2 separate regions of the Homo sapiens genome follow, and region 2 is linked to region 1. A link is a contact called in ENCODE Hi-C or POLR2A ChIA-PET data. All regions are on one chromosome and are shown on one strand. Each heading gives the region's core, a stretch centred on a gene start or an enhancer-like site at or near the end of the contact. The rest is flanking DNA. Distances are from core to core; before and after follow the strand shown.

Region 1 (6,730 bases), core at 2,422-4,921:
AAACCCTGGGAAGATCCAGTTAATATTGTAGTAAGTGTCCTAGAATGCCTATCTTGCTGAAGAAGTCATGTTCATAAAGAGAGAGATGTTCTGCCTTTTTTCACCCCACTTTGTAATAGATCATAACTATTTCCCTGTGTCATGATAGTATACTGCAGAGTGGCCCTGTAGTATTTTATCATACAGTGTTTTGCTATCGTAATTTATTCATTCAGTCTTTACATAGTGGATTCTACTTGTCCTACAACTGAAATATGTACAATTACATTCATCTAATTACTTTTCTAGAACAGTGATTTCATTGGATATGCATTTTTGTTATTTTTTTTTTGAGATGGAGCTTCTCTCAGCCACCCAGGCTGAAGTGCAGTGGTGTGATCTTGGCTCACTGCAACCTCCGCCCCCCTGATTCAAGTGATTCTCCTGCCTCAGCCTCCTGAGTAGCTGGGACTACAGGCGGGCGTGTACCACCACACCTGGCTAATTTTTGTATTTTTAGTAGAGACAGGGTTTCACCATGTTGGCCAGGATAGTCTCGATCTCTTGACCTCATGATCTGCTGCCTCAGCCTCCCAAAGTGCTGGGATTACAGGCATGAGTCACCGTGCCCGGCAGACTCTCTTTTTTTTTTGAGATGAAGTCTTGCTCTTGTCCCCCAGGCTGGAGTGCAATGCCATGATCTCGGCGCACTGCAGCCTCTGCCTCCGGGTTCAAGCAATTCTCTTGCCTCAGCCTCCCGAGTAGCTGGGATTACAGGTGCATGCCACCACGCCCAGCTAATTTTTGTATTTTTAGTAGTGATGGGGTTTCACCGTGTTGGCCAGGCTGGTCTCGAACTCCCGACCTCAGGTGATCCGCCCATGTTGGCCTTCCAAAGTGCTGGGATTACAGGCGTTAGCCACCGTGCCCGGCCGGGGAGGGACTTTCTAGCACAAAAGTAATAGAAGAAATTGCAAAAAGATACTAGTATGACTTAAGAGAGACTTAAAAAATGTCCTCTATTTCAAGTGGTATAAACAAAATGGAAAAAGCAGTCATTTGCTTTTTCTGGGGAAAATGCTTTCAGTAGACAAAGGGTTAATATCCTTAACCTATAAGAAACTCTTGCAAAAAGAAAAAGCAAAGTAAAAGTAGGAAAAAAAAAAGAAACTCTTGGCCGGGCGTGGTGGCTCATGCCTGTAATTCCAGCACTTTGGGAGGGCGAGGCAGGTGGATCACAAGGTCAGGAGATCAAGACCATCCTGGCTAATACGGTGAAACCCCGTCTCTACTAAAAATATAAAAAATTAGCCGGGCCTGGTGACAGGTGCCCGTAATCCCAGCTACTCGGGAGGCTGAGGCAGGAGAAAGGCGTGAACCCGGGAGGAAGAGCTTGCAGTGAGCCGAGATCGCGCCACTGCACTCCAGCCTGGGCGACAGAGCGAGACTCTGTCTCAAAAAAAAAAAAAGAAAGAAAGAAACTCTTGCAAATGAATCAGAAAAACCCAAACACGTACTGAAAAAAATGGGTAAAAGGCACTTACAGTTCATAAAAGAACTGTAGACACATGGATCAAAGAAATCAAGATCAAAACCAGATGTCATTCTTTACATGTCATATTTGCAAAAATTAAAAAAAAAAAAACAGGCGGGGCACGGTGGCTCACGCCCGTAATCCCAGCACTTTGGGAGGCCAAGACAGGTGGATCACTTGAGGTCAGGAGTTTGAGACCAGCCTGGCCAGCATGGTGAAACCCTGTCTTTACTAAAAATACAAACATTAGCCAGGCGTGGTGGTGCGTGCACGTAATCCCAGCTACTTGGGAGGCTGAGGCAGGAGAATGGCTTGAACCCGGGATGTGGAGTTTGCAGTGAGCCAAGATGGCACCACTGCATTCCAGCCTGGGCAACAGAGTGAAACTCTGTCTCAAAAAATAAATAAGTAATAAAAAACAATCTAGGAATGGCAAGTGAGGTTAACGTCATATTCTTTCTTTTTCTTTTTTTCTTACTCACCGCTGCACCAATGAAGAAATACATAGTTTTCTTCCGTTGTGCTTTGTCAGTTTGTCTGCATTCCCAGAAGGAATTGGGAAGCTTTTTCATTTCCCATTTCTTACGAGGAAGGCTGGGAAATAACTAAGAATTTGTCTGGGCCTAGCACCTTTTGGAAAAGAGTAATTTGCTTTTGTAATTTTCTCCATTTATTGTTACTTGTTCAGGTTTTCAAAAAATAGTTTTTGGCCAGGCACGGTGGCTCACACCTGTAATCCAGCATTTTGGGAGACCAAGGCGGGTGGATCACTTGAGGTCAGGAGTTCAAGACCAGCCTGGTCAACATGATGAAACCCCATCTCTACTAAAAATACAAAAATTAGCCAGGTGTGGTGGTGGGCCCTGCAATCCCAGCTACTCGGGAGGCTGAGGCAGGAGAATCGCTTGAGCCCTGGAGGCGGAGGTTGCAGTGAGCTGAGATCACGCTACTGCACTCCAGCCTAGGTGACAGAGCGAGACTCCGTCTCAAAAACAAAAACAAAAACACTGAAAAAATAGCTTTCCCCCCAAAATTGCCCATTTCATCAAGATTTTCAAGTGCATACATGTGCCTCTTTTGTAAGACCTTGAAAAAAATACAAACATTGGGAATGATAGTATAAGGATAAAGGATATAAGGGTAGTATAAGGTTAAAAATAAACTTAAAAAACAAAATGCCAAAGCATGAAGAATATGTAGTGTTTGAGTTTGCCCTTGTTTTCAGAAGATATTTGTCATATTCAGGAAGTATCTTTTAATTTGCATTGAAGATATTTGGTTTTTGCTTTTTATTTATTTTTATTATTATTATTTTTTTTATTTTTTGAGACGGAGTTTCGCTCTTCTTGCCCAGGCTGGAGTGCAATGCGCGATCTCGGCTCACCGCAACCTCCGCCTCCTGGGTTCAAGCGATTCTCCTGCCTCAGCCTTCCCGAGTAGCTGGAATTACAGGCATGCGCCACCATGCCTGGCTAATTTTGTATTTTTAGTAGAGATGGAGTTTCTCCATGTTGGTCAGGCTGACCAACTCCTGACCTCAGGTGATCCACCCACCTCAGCCTCCCAAAGTGCTGGGATTACAGGCATAAACCACCGCGCCTGGCTGGTTTTTGCTTTTTAAATCAGGAGGAAGTGTTTTGTCAGCCTTTTTGGCATCTACTGAATTGATAGAATGATTTGGCTGTTCAAAGGTTCTGGCCTGTTATGATACTGGCCCTGGCATTCTCTCCTTCCTGCTTTTGAAGAGTTAACATCCCTTTTTAAGGAAATGATGTTGAGTCAGTGGTAGATGTTAAATAACATAGTAAGATACACAGATGGCAATTCTGTAGTATTTCTTCCCCAGTTTTTTGTTGAATGTTTTCTGTATGAAGTCAGTGTCTGGAAACCACAGCATGTAGTATGTACTTTTGCACATCCTAATTAAGAAGCAACAGAAGCACTGTGAACAGATTCTTGAGAGTTCAGCGGGCCTTGATGGGGGAAAGTCATGTGGCCATGAGTGTGTCCCAAGTGATGTTTCCTCTGACCTGCCGCAGCGCCCAGGCTTTGATCTCAGCCCCGTAGCCTTGCGTGCAAAGGACAGTTTTCATGTTTCCAGAGTGCGGTGGAACCCACGAATGGGAGGGGCATTCAGCGGAGCGCTCTGCCAGAAGTTCAAGGTTGCTTACTGATAGCTCAGTCTTGTTTTTGTTTGTATCGTGATTCCTTCTTAACTCCTTCCTCAGAGATTCCTTTCTCAAAAATGTATTTGCATGTTCCCAGTATTAAAACCTCTGACCCAGTTCTGTGGTTTGGTCTCAGTACTTGTTCTGTGCAGTAGTTAAGTCCTTCCAGCCATCTTGCCACTCAGCTTAGAAAAATACTCTCCAAAAACATGTCTTTAAGGAGTCATAGTACTTTCGCTTCCCCATTCAGAATTTTCCAATGATTTGTAGCTAAAAATGACATTCTGTTAATTTGCACTTTGCCCTCATGGAGCCGTTTTTAATTAATAGTTTTTTAAAGGATTTGCAAAAGAAGCATACACATGTTGAAAAATAATTCTAGCTTGTCAGACTTGTGTTTAGTAAATTGAGAAGGTCACACGATCTTTTCTTATGTCCCCCCACCACTTCAAAGCAGTTTGATCTGTATCCTTGCCAGCCCTGTTCTGTGTACACAAATGCATACTATGTAATTATCCTTTTAATAAAAGTGAAATCATAACCACACATATTGTACAACCTGTATTTTTCAAGGAACTGTATTTGTTATTATAACTTAACTGAAAGTAAGCCATTCTTTTAAAGTGTCTCTCTTGTTTTCTTTTCTCATGTTCTTTTCATTATTCCTCTTGACTAGACATTGATGGATGTCACCTTTGTGCCTCCCTTCTGACATTGCAAATTTCTGATAAACATAGCTTAAGGCTTGGCATAGTGGCTTGTGCCTGTAATCCCAGCACTTTGGGAGCCGAGGCGGGTGGATCACCTAAGGTCGAGTTCAAGACCAGCCTGGCCAGCATGGTGAAACCGTGTCTCTACTAAAAATACAAAAAATTAGCCAGGCATGGTGGCGGGCACCTGTAATCCCAGCTGCTCGGGAGGCTGAGGCAAGAGAATCGCTTGAACCCGGGAGTGGAGGTTGTAGTGAGCCAAGATTGCGCCACGGCACTCCAGCCTGGCTGATAGAGCGAGACTCTGTCTCATTTAAAACAACAACAACAACAAAAAAACCCCAAAAAACCCCCCAAAAACCCCCACATAGCTTAAGATAGATTTATGTGTAGAGATTTTATTTTGAGAAATAAATTACTACTTTTTTTTTCCTTGCATGCAAAATGTTTTAGAAAGGGAAAGACATCAATTTCTTCATTCACGTTCTAATAATTTAAAGTGAGTATTTTTTCCCAAATAGCACAAGACCAGTGTTTAGTTTCCAAAATTAAAAAAAAAAAAAAGACTCATTAATGGTTCCTTGAAGGCTGGACTGGTACCAGTCTGATGGCATTTGTGTGCTATTTAACTTGGGGCCGTTGGCGATTGTTGATGCTAACTTGCCCAAGAACAAATGGTAAAAGTTGATGTCTCAACATAAGGATTTTCCAGTGAAAATCTGGCTAAACTGTTGGTTGCCTTGCACGTTTTTCTTCACAAGGGAGGGCCAGGCTCATGGCTGGGGCTGGGATGGCTGTTCCCAAGACAGCCACTGAGTCAGGCTCTGGGTTCCCTTTATTGTGGAACATATGCATAGGTACAAGAGTGGATAAAACATAGCCGTTTAATAAATAGTAAAAGAAACATCTGTGTACCTGCTCATATCCCAGTTTGAGAAACAGAATGTGACCGGCTTTTTGAGAAGCACCCTCCCCGTGTGCTAGTACATTTTTAAGAGGCTTTAACAGAAAGTGACTTATTTATTTATTTTTTTTAAATCAAAGACCCTGTGCTAGGGAATATGGAGTTTAAAAGTTATCAATGGAGAAATCCCAACTGAGTGCAAATCACTTTTTTTGCTTTTGTTTTGAGATGGCGTGTTGCTCTGTTGCCCAAGTAGGACTGCAGTGGCACAGTCATGGCTCACTGCAGCCTTGACCTCCTGGGCTCAAGGAATCCTCCTGCCTCAGCCTCCTGAGTAGCTGTGACTACAGGTGTGTGCCACCACGACGAGATAATTTTTTTTTTTTTTTTTTTGTAGAGACAAGGTTTCACTATGTTGCCCAGGCTGGTCTTGAACTCCTGGCCTCAAGTGATCCTCCCATCCCAGCCTCCCTACAGGTGTGAACCACCGTGCCTGGCCCAAAATTGCTTTTTATTTATTTATTTATTTTTGAGACAGAGTCTCACTCTGTCATCCAAGCTGGAGTGCGGTTGCACAGCTCACTGCAACCTCAACCTCCTGGGCTCAGGTGATTCTCCACCTCTCAGTCTCCTGAGTAGCTGGGATCACAGGTGTGCACCACCACACTTGGCTAATTTGTGTGTGTGTGTGTGTGTGTGTGTGTGTGTGTGTTTTGTAGAGACCACCCTATTGCTCAGGCTGGTCTCGAACTCCTGGGCTTAAGTGACCTGCCTGCCTTGACCTACCAAAGTGCTGGGGTTACAGGTGTGAGCCACTGTGCCTGGCTGAAAAGTTTTTTTATAGGTGTTCTAAAATACTATCTTTCAAAATACTTTGTAGAAATGGAGAGTGGATTTTTAAAGAATTGAGGGTGCAGTTTGTGACCCTGCCTAGAGACAGGCTGGGGCCTTGGAGGCAGTCCATAAAAATGAAGTAGTAATAGAGCAAATTCTAGGATTGGGCATGGCTGGGTGAAAAATAGACTCCATTCATGCAGAGTACCTCCTGCTAGGTTTGTTATTACTTTTAATTTACCATTTGCTTTTCTCCAGCTAGGTCTTGACTCCACTAACGGGGACTTCTCATACGGCTTTGAACTTGGACCTTGGTGCATAAGCAAATGTAACTCAGCGAATTGTAATGGAAAGCATATGGACAGGTCTACGCCACATCACTTAGGTGCGTGTAAAACACAATCTCCAGTTGTGTTTCCTTTTCCTTTTCTTACTTTTTCTGAAACAGGTTCTTGCTCTATCACCCAGGGTGGAGTGCAGTGGCACGATCACAGCTCGTGGCAGCCTTGGCCTACTGGGCTTATGTGATCCTTCTACCTCAGCTTCCCAAGTAGCTGGGACTACAGACGTGAGCCATGGTGCCTGGCTAATTTTTAAATTT
Region 2 (6,455 bases), core at 2,970-5,469, 200 kb before region 1:
GAAGTGGGAAGTCACAGATGTTCTATGGCAGAGGTTTTCTGAGAAGCCTGGACCCCCGTCAATTCCCACAACCAACCCAACACCTCGCACTTAAGACAACCGGGCCTGCAGCAAAAACTGAAGGGAAAACTAAAATAGTGTGAAATGGCACTTACGATTATCATCAAAACCATTGGTCCCAGGTAAATGATGATGAAGAAAAATGCAATCATGGCCAAAGTCAGGATGCCTCTCACCCACCAGTTCTTCCATCTAGGTCAGAGAGCAGGGGAAGGAGAAAACACCAGTTAGGAGCCCAGAAAAAAACCAATGCACAAACTCAAGGGATATGGATCTTCCTGAGATGAGGGCCCTGAGCTCAGTCCTTTCCAGATTCACCGTGACGGAGGCACCAGCCACATGCTGGCAGGAGCAGGACCACTAGTACCAATGCCTAAGTCACAACCAAACTTGGCAAAAAATAAACCTAGCTTATATCTTAAAGAAGGTATCAGGCAAAACACAAACAAACAAAAAAACCAAGGGAAATGTAGTGCCCTCTGCTTCTGTATCCACTTGGATGGTTTCTACAGCTGACTATCTGAAGAAAAAAATATTTTTTTCCAGCAGCAGGATCCTACACTGCACTGCCCTGAATAATTATGGGAATAATAGTAACATTATGCAATGATAATAACAGCTACCATAAATATGCATAATTTTTTTTTTTTTTTTGAGACAGAGTTTCCTCTGTAGCCCAGGTTGGAGTGCAGTGGCACAATCTCAGCTCACTGCAAGCTCCGCCCAGGTTCATGCCATTCTCTTGCCTCAGCCTCCCGAGTAGCTGGGACTACAGGCGCCTGCCACCACACCCAGCTAATTTTTTTGTATTTTTAGTAGAGACGGGGTTTCACCATGGTCTCGATCTCCTGACCTCCTGATCCACCCGCCTCGGCCTCCCAAAGTGCTGGAATTACAGGCGTGAGCCACCATACCCGGCCTGAGTAAGGTAATTTTATGAGGACTTTACATATATTAACTCCTTCAATCCTCAACACACTTCGCTTTTACAGATGAGGAAATGGAGGCACAGGTCAAACAGCTGGCAAACAGTAAAGCTGGGATCTGAATCCAAGGGTCTGGCTGCAAAGTCCACGCCCTTAACCACTGCACAATTCAGACTCCCAAGGGGACAGTTGGAGGCACACATAGGAACACTGAGATAATGCTTTGGGGTCTTATAATGTGTTTTTGATCTACTCACATAGCTGTGTTAAAAGAACCAGGTTCTCAAGGGCCAAAAGTTTTAACACTAGATTCACCTAGGTTAAGATGTTTCCCAGTTCTTCCTGGAGAATTTAAGGAACTGTTCACAAAGGATGTGAGAGAAACTAAACTCTGAACTGGAAACGTGGACTCCTCAGTGAAAAGCAGCCTGCCCATTAATCGCAAACCCAAGGCTGGTTTCCTGTGCTGTGCAGTGTCAGCTGACCTCACCCACCTCCATCCCTCCTGTCCCCTCTTCCTCTTTGAACTGCACTTCCTAGTCCAGTCTGAAGCACCCTTCCGGGGCCAGATCCTTCCAGCCTTGGTTGCCCTCCCCTCCTGGTCACTGTGCTCACTGCCACTGCTAAGCACTAGATTACACTCAATGGAGCCTGGAGCAGTGGCATGGGAGGCTGAGGCAAGACAGCGGGCCTGCTCTGCAAGACCACGGGCTCTCTGCAGGCTCTTCCAGGGCACTTGGACATGGTGCAAAGCCCCCAACAAGCACCTGCATCATTAAGCCAGGTTACCTTGAAGACAAGTTGGAAAGGGCCCTATTGAGGACCTCCGGGGTATCATCTGCAGAGACTGGCAGGGGTGCGGATTCTGCCCGGCTCTCACTGTCCGATGCAGTCTCTCCATCTACCTTTGCTTCTGACTCTGACTCCTAAGTGGCAGAAATACAGAAGAGAAAAAGGTCAAAAGTGCCGAGTAGACCATTGAGAAGTCTATGCCTGTCATGAGAGATCTGTGGGGAAAGACTCCAAACAGGGCCTAAGAACCTGGCACAGTCAGGTGATGGGACTGACAGGACTAGCAGCAATCCTGACACTGTTGTGACATGTGCCAAGGTGGCCAGCCACACTCTGCTGGAAGAGAGGTGTGCATCTGCACCGCGTACCATCTGCTTAACCGCAGAGGGCAGATCCAAAAGAGAGAGAACATGGCTCCTTTGTATCCAAAGAATGCAAAAGGGAGGCTGGGACCGGTTTTAACAGGAGGTTATCCCTGAGCCTGCTAGGGCAGCCAATGGCACTGACCAGGCTCTCTCAGGGGAAGCCAGGTGGTGAGGCTGTTGCCCCTGTAGACCTGTTAATGTCAACATGTCCCAAGTCCAGAGTGTTATTTCCGGACTTCACTAGAGCACTCTGTGAGGAGGTCAATCACAGTCAGTGTGGACAACGAACCAGACAGCCTACTCCAGACAACGCTCGAGCCAGGACTGGTGCACCTCAGTCCTTTCCCTGCCACCAGGCCCTGGGTGACAAAAGACCCACAGGAAGTCACCCTGCTCCCAGCCTGGGTGAGGGAACCAGAGCCATGCCAGCAGCAAGCTCTTTACCCAAAGTATCAAGGGACAGGCTATTCTGAATCCTAGGAACCATCCTACCACTCAAGTATTTTCTTTCATAGGGGAATTCAGAATAGTTGCTATGAGAAGAGGTGGAGGAGAAAGTAAATCACTTAGAGTAACAACACTACTTAGTATCTGTATAGCCCTGCAAGGTCTGAAGAGCCTTTCCCATGCAAGCTTCAGAGCAGTACTGGGAGGAAGGGAAGGGACAGGAGAAGCCCCATTTACAAATAAGAAACGGGATCTGGGAAGTTCAATGCGTGGCCCAATGTCTCATATTAACCCAGGTCCTCTGACTTCCCTGATGACTGATGAATACACGGAATTGTGACTGTCTCACATGTTCACTGGCCACTTGGTATCTTCTGTCAAGTGTCTGTCAAATCACTGGCTAGTTTTTCTACGGAGTTTTCTGCCTTCCTTTTTTTATTGATTTGTAGTGGTTTATGTGCTCCAGATTTGAGTACTTTGTGTTACTAATATGTTCTCTCAGACTGCTCTAACCCCCACCTTCACCTCAGGCGAGGTTAGACACCCCAGTGATTTGCTCTCTTAACACTAGAACCTTCTCCCTCTCAGCGCTGACCACAACGGGGACTTTTGTAAATGTCTCCTTGGCTGACGACAAACTCCTTAAAGACAAGAACATAACTTCTTGTTCTCATTATCCCCATGCACGGCACACAGCAAAACACTTACTAATGGATGGAAGAAGAGAAGAATTAGGTCCAGGTGTGTAAAGAAAAACCCAGCCCCTGCCCTCAGGGAGACAGCTCTTTCTAAATTAATTTACAACTGTGACAAGACAGAGGGCCTTAACTAGTGCAGATGAGCAAAACAGAAAAACAAAACAGATTAGCAACACAGAGGGCCTCGCCTAGTGCAGACTGCTGATAAAAAAGAGACAGCTGGCTTTGGTAAAGGCCCAATAAAGACGGCCTCATCATTAGGATCCAAGGGAGAGAGCCACAGCTTCTGAAGACACAGACTGCTCCCTACTCTGCCACAGTCGAGACAGGTGGCTCTGGATAAGTCACCCAAGTGCCTCTGTACTTTGGCGTCTTCACCTTATATAAGGTAAGGACCCTCCTTCCCATGGGGATTCCTTGAAGCGACATAACCAAACTCTCACCCAGGGCTGTGTCCCAGTACACCACTCCAGAGTTTCTGAAACACAGTAAGGTCTCCAGAGTCGTCCCTCTCCAGGGAGACTAAATGAAGACAAAGCATTCACAACAGCTGTCCAATCTTTATTTCAACATTGACACCCACACACCATCGGCAACCACCAGTTGCCAGTAATATTACGGTAATCATTGCGAGTTACAAGGTAATGATGCTGCCTGATCACCTGGCTTTGACCTCTAAAACCTCGGGGCTTCAAAATGCTAGCACCTGGACCCCACTGAGGCTCCCACAGATGCATTCAGGAGCCTCTAGAAGCTGCAGGGACTGCGCTCCAGAGCAGCAGGGGAGAGGGCACTCACACACAGAAAGCCCGGCACAAGGTTATTTTTAACTTATCCATCCTGTTGTCAAGGAGACTCACAAAGGCTGCTAGTTCCCCAGGCAGGGAAGGACAGGAACGGAACCCAGGCAGCGTCCTGCGAGGGAGGAGCAGGCAGCTCCAGCTCCGTGCTAAGAGCCTCTCTGGACCTTCCGTTAGCCCAGCACTGCATCCTGCAACACTGTCAGACCTGACTCCTTCCTTGTAGGAAGGGGTGAAGTGAAGAGGGGTATCCAGAGGCAGAGAGTAGTAAAAGGAGATAGAGAACTGTTACAAAGATATCGCAACTATTGTTACCAAGACCTCAGGCGGACTGAGCTGAACAACTAAGAAATGAAGTATGTGTCGAGGAATTTATCCATTTCTTCTAGATTTTCTAGTTTATTTGCGTAGAGGTGTTTATAGTACTCTCTGATGGTAGTTTGTATTTCTGTGGGATCGGTGGTGATATCCCCTTTGTCATTTTTTACTGCGTCTATTTGATTCTTCTCTCTTTTCTTCTTTATTAGCCTTGCTAGCAGTCTATCAATTTTGTTGATCTTTTCAAAAAACCACTGAACAAACAAGCCTGAAAGAGATTAACTTTCTAGGTTTTTGCTACCTTTAAGTGAGTAACTCCAGGTTCCCTGGGCCTCAGCCGGGCCTACTGAGGAAGCATCCTCTGAGCAGGAAACCAACACCAACCTACAGACCACTCTCTCCCACATGCTGAGACAGGGCCGAACAGGTGCCAACGGCAAATCCCTGTGAGCGGGGAAACTGCACAGCCTGGGGAAGACACAGAGGAGGAGGGGGACAGGTCAGCCAGCCACCTGGCTCCTGATGTCCTGTGGACGCCAAAGGGAACAGAAACCTGAGAGAAAGAACCTGGAGGCCTGCAGTCTTCCAGCTCCTCCCCACCCCGTGGACAAAGGCATTCTGCTTGGAGACACAGTTGCTCATACCCCGGAAAAGGAAGCTGAGTGCCAGCGGCAGCTTCCACAGAGGGTCTGGAAGCAGGCAGGGACCTGGAACCCATGCTCCTTCCCACAAGAAAGGTGGTACATGCTGAACACATTCATCAGTTTGCTCCTCTGGGCACAGCGAGGTGGGGAGATGTCAAGAAAAACTTTCTGCAGAATAAGGCAGTGGCCAGTCCAGGAAAGCAAGGCCCAGGGCCAGCTCTGACACTCATGACACACAGCACAGGCCTCCATCCTCTGGTCTTCAGCGGCGAAGGAATCCCTGTCTCGGAAGGTTGTTGGGATGACCAATGCGACCCCGATGAAAGGCTATGAAAACTATAAAGTACTGAATAGCAGCAGGTGCCTGCCGCACTCCCCTGAGTAGCCTGACCACAGCACACAGGACAGAAGCACGAGACCCTAAAACACCCACCCCAGACAAGCTGGGCACCCTTCCCAAGGAGAGCATCAGGCCTTGCTGGGGCCAAGTGCTAATAAATGATCTGGGCACAGCATTTGCCTACCTTGCTTCAAGCTCTTTCACACTGGTAGCCCCGACTCAAAACTGTGTAAGGTGGTGTCTGAAACACAAAAGCTACCCATTAAAGCAACAGTCCATGCTAGTAGACTCTGAAGCTGAACCATCTGCCAAAGTGTGGGAGGAAATCTTAGAACTCATCTCTACTTACCTCATTCTTCTTTTCTTTCCCATGTATGCTTTGTAATGGGCATTATCAAGACATATGCATATGTTCATGAGTGTAAACTGGGAACATGGTAAAAACACCATATACATGTCAGACACGGCAGTGTGTCAGAGGCCAGGAGTTACCTGTTCACCACTGCACTGAGCAGTGCCTGGAACATAGCAGGTGCCCCAAGATTTGTTGAACTAATGAGCTAATTAATTCTACTTGACCTATGATGGACCAAAGTGTCCAGACTACACTGAGATATGATAGTACCCACTTTCCTGCTCATGTGCCTGACTGGTGCCCCTGCAGCAGCCCTGGCAGCAGGACCAGACCAGCATCCACTCCTGCCTCACTCCTGGTGGGTACTGAGACCAGCACAGCAGGGAGAGGCTGCCCTGCCTCTTCTGACTCATATCCACCCAGCTCCCAGGCACCCCTCCTCCTTCCTTCCCTTTCAATCCCGAGGGCCGGGAACAGAGGCCAGGTGGGGCAGACCCTCTCAGGTTCTCTCTCAACCACCGCCTCCCACAGTTCCTCAGCCATTTCCCAAGGGGGTTGTAGTGCTGGTATAAACAGGAAACAAGAGTGCTGCTTTAAAGGAAGGGGGAAGCTCCTCTGAGGGTCCACCCCTTTTGGTTTACACAGACCCTCTAGAGAAAGGCAGAAGCACTTAGGATGAAGGACACATGGAGTGTCCTGTGTACCAGGGG

Evidence for each region. Hi-C counts contacts between places; a loop is a spot of excess contacts on that map. ChIA-PET counts read pairs that join two places held with the same protein, here RNA polymerase II (POLR2A). Pooled maps may share reads with other maps.
Region 2: a loop to region 1 is called in a pooled map, with 3 times the contacts of the local background. The contact joins two enhancer-like sites. A Hi-C loop is called at or near these places in 2 of 50 pooled maps. POLR2A ChIA-PET finds 5 or more read pairs at or near these places in 2 of 52 experiments (activated CD4-positive, alpha-beta T cell and activated T-cell).

Annotation. Positions count from the first base shown.
Region 1 is chr20:4,970,577-4,977,306 of GRCh38, reverse strand. It overlaps SLC23A2 (solute carrier family 23 member 2), which reads left to right. Exons shown (of 17, transcript NM_005116.6): 2 at 6,388-6,514. Among named protein-coding and RNA genes, the nearest start is that of SLC23A2, 28 kb to the left of the region's middle. RefSeq lists enhancers at 3,421-3,730, 2,986-4,185 and a silencer at 3,798-3,998. Within about 2 kb of position 3,671, at least 27 of the 41 ENCODE cell types and tissues checked have a DNase peak (open chromatin) inside an H3K27ac peak, as active enhancers do.
Region 2 is chr20:5,168,980-5,175,434 of GRCh38, reverse strand. It overlaps CDS2 (CDP-diacylglycerol synthase 2), which reads right to left. Exons shown (of 13, transcript NM_003818.4): 2 at 1,776-1,912; 3 at 156-252. Among named protein-coding and RNA genes, the nearest start is that of CDS2, 45 kb to the right of the region's middle. RefSeq lists a silencer at 2,198-2,492 and enhancers at 2,198-2,492, 3,135-3,274, 4,643-5,142. Within about 2 kb of position 4,219, at least 12 of the 41 ENCODE cell types and tissues checked have a DNase peak (open chromatin) inside an H3K27ac peak, as active enhancers do.